Linked DNA regions of Homo sapiens: region 2 is linked to region 1. Evidence: chromatin loops called from intact Hi-C (ENCODE). Cell type or tissue: ovary. All regions are shown on one strand.

Region 1 (2,500 bases):
CAAAGGTTAGAAAAACAGAATGAGGCCCTCTTTCTCCTGCCTGGCCCGGCCCCAGGCTCCATGTGGTAACCCTCCCCTCACCATCACCCTTGCTTTACAAACCCGCCCCTGCTGTGCTTTCCTGTGCTGCTGGCTTTATCTGAGCCCCCCAGGGCAGTCACCACCCTGCTTGGGCCCCCTGCTGCTGCGCCTGTCAGGATCATTGCGAGATCCGTGAAACCTGAAGCTGGGCACTCAGTACCGCTCCCGGCTGCAGGTAGGAGCTGACCGAAGGGTCTGTGTGCCCCCCGTGAGCCTTGACAACCTGGTCAGGAAAAGACTCGTCTCCATCTCCCATCTGTGGGTGGAACAAGGAAGGCTTTGCATGTGATGAGGAAAACAAAACAAAACAAAAAATGCCCATGAACAATCCCGAACTCTTCCTGTTGGCAAAATCCTTCCAGTGAGATTATTTTCACGAATTCAGTTGTTAAATCCGTAACTCAATCAGGCCTTTTAAGAATTAAGCAAGGAGGCGTGGCACGGTGGCTCACGCCTGTAATCCCACTACTCTGGGAGGCTGAGGCAAGCGGATCATGAGGTCATGAGTTTGAGATAAGCCTGGCCAACATGGTGAAACCCTGTCTCTACTAAAAAATACAACAATTAGCCGGTCATGGTGGCGCATGCCTGTAATCCCAGCTACTTGGGAGGCTGAGACAGGAGAATCACTGGAACTCAGGAGGTGGAGGTTGCAGTGAGCCAAGATCGTGCCATTGCGCTCCAGCCTGGGTGAAAGAGTGGAACTCCATCTCAAAACTACAACAACAACAAAAAAGAATTAAGCAAGGCCCCACCCAAGACATAGAACCTACCTTTTCCGGCCTCCTTGCCCAAGCTCGGTATGATTACAAACCAGGGCTTCTCTGTCGCAGGGTTGCATCTCCAGCTCAGAAGCTCTGGCTGGACGTGTGAGACAGGTCCCTTCTCCGAAGAAGCGGAAACGTGGACATGACACTGGCATTTCTGGTTTGGGCACCACTTGAGCAGACTGGCGTCTTCCCCCCGACGGTGTTCAAAACCCTGATGGCGTTGAAGCAAGGCCACCTAAACTCAGCCACGACTAAAACTCCACAGCTGAGCTTTCCAGCGTTTGTCGGTATCCTTGCTGTGTTTGCAAGGGTCATTGTTTAGATTCTCTCTGCTAAACCTGGGGATGGTCACCGTGTTGAGGGGAAAACAACTTCAGTCTGTTTTTGCTTTAAGCAGAGGTCTGCTTGGGTACTCTTGCCTGGGTTCCTACGAAGTGGACACACGAAGAAAGGGCCCGTTCTCTTTACTCCCCCACCCCCCAGTAGCACCCTGCTCCGAATTTGCAATAGCAGATGAAGGCCGGAGCTGCGGCCCCTTTCTCAGTTGTTTTTGATACTGAGGCATAAACAGAACAACATTCAAAAACTGAGGTGAGGGAATTAATTATTAAGCAGCCTACCACAATCAATACAATATTGCTGGTGTGTTTCCTTTTAGATATTTCTGGAGTTTGCTTTCAATATTTAATTCAACCCAAACTGGTAGGTCACCACCATATGTAGCTTGTATTATACGGTCACACACCACAGAAAGCTGAAGTTCTCGATGCAGAATTCAGGTGTGTTAGGCTGTGATTTTAAAAGGCTTACCCTTCCAGGGCAGGTTACAGTAAGAGACACTTTCACACACTCTTTTCTTGTCTGCCTTTTAAAAAACATAGTAGGGTTACTTGCTTTGCAAATTCTTCTTAAATTAACAATTTGTCAGAGTATTGGTTAAAGATTGTAAGAAATGGAATAATTAGTATCAAAGTGCAATGGCTGTGTTTCTCAGAATTAGTATGTGAACAACCAGATGAAAGTGGGGAGGAGGGAATATTTCCTTTTTAAATCACTTTAGGAGGCCGACGTGGGCAGATCACCTGAGGTCAGGAGTTCCAGACCAGCCTGGCCAACATGGTGAAACCCTGTCTCTACTAAAAATACAAAAATTAGCCAGCCGTGGTGACGGGCTCCTGTAGTCCCAGCTACTCAGGAGGCTGAGGCAGGAGAATCACTTCAACCTGGGAGGCAGTGGAGGTTGCAGTGAGCCGAGCCGGCACCATTGCACTCCAGCCTGGGTGACAGAGTGAGACTCCGTCTCAAAAAAAAAAAAAGTCATCGAGTTATTTTGCTGAATTATTGAGTGAATTCGCCTCTTCCCTGGCCAGCATCTCCTTAGCAGGGAAAAGGGGGAGGTCTGGGATGAGGAATGATCGGGTTGTCTGATCAGGGGTGTCTGTTACCAGCAGTGCTTAGAAACAGACAGTTATGCCTTCCCATGTCTACATGGTCGCCTTGAGCACAATTGCTCAGAAAAGTGACATCAAAATGCCCACCGTTCCTTCAAAACCTGCAGATCAAAGCAGTTTTCTCAAATTCTCTTCTTGCATTCTGAGATATGATTTCTACCTGCTGAGTAGCTGGTCCGACGCCTTCACCATTTTAGA
Region 2 (2,500 bases), 57 kb before region 1:
ATAAAAAAATTACCTATAAATCAATGTATTGTATATTCGTTCAATAAAGCAATACATCTTTATAATGTTAAAAATCATCCAAATTTACCTACTATGTAACATTTTCCTCCTTTGGCCGTATAATATTAAACAAGCTTAAAACACTATTGAAAAGCAACACATACATTCTGTATTGTGAGCAAGAAAACTAAAGGGGCAGTCGACACCTGCTTAGGTCTCAGACTAGGCCTCTGCTCATCCCTCCTGGGGGGCTTCCTCTGCCTGGAGCTGTCCTCTGATGGTCCCTGCCGGCTTCCCGTCCTCCATGCCCCGTCCCGGACACCCTTCCCTTCTCATTTTGTCCCTGGCGCCTCCTCACAGCGGGTGTGCTACATGCCATGTGCCTTCCATCCTTGCCCAGTCTCCAGGAGAGCTGGGGCGCCTGTACCTCTTGCTCCCCACAGAATCTTCAGCGCATACAGCAGCTGCTCAGTGCGTGCGGGATGAACATCAACTGCTGAGCACCCCCGCGTGCTGAGGACATCACACACCCTCCCCTACGAGAATCCCAGGGTTTCCCTCTCTACGTGTCATTCGCTGCCGAGGGCCTGCACATTTTGTTTCCACATTACATCCGAGAAATGGTAAAAGGAGTTAAATAACATCAGAAATGAGGACAAAAGGAAACTCCAGCCACCATGACAGTCGCTCCAGCTTTCTTTTTACATGTTGCTTTCAGATTTATACCAAAGTCATTTATTACTGAAAACAAAAAAGCACGTGTATACTTGATGGTTACCTAATATTTTAATGGTTTGTCTCCATTTATCTGAGTGAAATCACGTCACCTCACTGCACTTTCTAGAGAGAAAAGGAGATGCCCGTTATTCCACGTTTGTGAGGCATTTTATCGGAAAGTGAAGGAGAATCTGTGGTCCCATTTGCCTGCAAACCTCCCATCCCCCACACCAGGGGTCCCGCTGAGGTCTGAAAGCCATTTCCATGTCTTCGTGGGCAATCTGAGACCTTGGAAAACCACACCAAAATCTAGATGGCATTCTACTGGCAGGACCTCATTGTCCCTAATCCTTTGCTGAAAATAGGTTGGAGGAAATCCTCTTTTCTCTGAAGCAGGAGATTATTTAATTATTTAGGCAGCCACTTCCTTCCCAGGCAATGGTGAGCAACAAAGCCAGAAAGAATGAAGGAAATGGGTGAGCTGCTCCTGTCCCTGAGCAGGTACAGAGAGTGGGGGACACCCCCAGCCCATCTCAGACTCAGGCAAGCTGCTCCTGTACTTGAGCAAGTACAGAGGGAGGGGGACACCCCCAGCCCATCTCATACTCTCACGTGCTCCAGATACAAACCTGAGACGCACGCCGCAGTCAGAGCCTCGCCTCCCACAGACCTTTCCAGATAAGACAACGCGGGGGCAGAGCAGCCACTGTGGCCTTGGGCTCCCAAGAGCATCAAAACCAGTTATGGTTTCTGCTGAGTGCTGGAGCCACTTGGCCTTGCATTTTCAGTGAAAGAGAGCGCAAAGTACCCATAATTCCTCCAACAATCGCCAGAGGCCACCCTAACTACCGACTGAGAGCAGTCACAACCTACAATCACCTCTGAGTTGTGCGTACAACAACTGGGCCAGTACTTAATGGATGGTAAAGACCTTTGATTATTTAAAAAGACACTAACCCAGAAAGGTGGACGACAGCTGGCTTGGGAACTCACTGCTTGCCTTGGGAACCCACATGGTGGCTGACGTGTGGGTGGTGTGGCACTCGAGCCCTCCCGTGACTCCCCCGCCTGGGACAGCAGGACCAGCGTATCCCATTGTTCTGACCTGCATTTCAAGTGCAACTTCCAACTAGCACGGTCCAATTTTGTCAACGGTAAGACGTCCTCCTCCACACACGCAGGTGAACAGAGTATGGGCTCCAAAAAGCAATTCCATTTACTGGAAGAACCAGATCATGATCCAGCAGCCTCTGAGTTTACTGAGCAGACAGGCCCAATCCCGTTTTGTGATGTAAACCCTAACATCTGTCTTGTCAATAAGCCAGATGCTGTGTGTTTGGATTGTAATGCAAACACCAAAACAATATGTTATAGCATTGTTTTAATACCAACCACCTCTCCCCTACCAGCTTTCTCCAGTGGGAAAAAAAAAAGCAAAAAGAAGACATAAATACACAGAACCTTAGATCCGAACCAACCACGGGAACTGCGGTCTGTTACATCTAAGAAGGGTCAAATTACCTAACTTTGTTCCACAACTTAAAAAATAACCCATTCTCACTAAGTAATTACGTTCTGTCTTTCCAGACTTCGTGGAACATGCTTCTGTCATCTATTTCATAAAGCAACAGACAAGGCGTAATGTGTTTTTCTGACTGTCCTCTTTGCCATTTCCGATCCGTCTGAATATTCGCCATCTAAATAGTGCCTCGGTCACCAGGACACTGCTGTGGGCTGAACTGTGATCCCCTCAAAAATCTCATATTGAAGCCCTAACCCCTAA

The links. Hi-C counts contacts between places; a loop is a spot of excess contacts. Peaks named below come from ENCODE experiments on the same cell type or tissue, not always from the same donor. Only the 100,000 strongest peaks of a DNase experiment are listed, where the experiment ranks them.
Region 2: it touches region 1 in a loop (7-fold over the local background); 6 of 110 quality-filtered maps call a loop at or near these places.

The regions. Positions count from the first base shown.
Region 1 is chr13:112,645,953-112,648,452 of GRCh38, reverse strand. It overlaps ATP11AUN (ATP11A upstream neighbor lncRNA), which reads right to left and starts at 1,409. Exons shown (of 3, transcript NR_164109.1): 1 at 855-1,409. RefSeq lists an enhancer at 1-703. In ovary, no CTCF peak of the experiment used is centred here; no DNase peak of the experiment used is centred here.
Region 2 is chr13:112,703,384-112,705,883 of GRCh38, reverse strand. The region is part of intron 1 of ATP11A (ATPase phospholipid transporting 11A); the gene reads right to left. Among named protein-coding and RNA genes, the nearest start is that of ATP11A, 15 kb to the right of the region's middle. RefSeq lists an enhancer at 1,526-2,069. In ovary, no CTCF peak of the experiment used is centred here; a DNase peak (open chromatin) is centred at 1,333.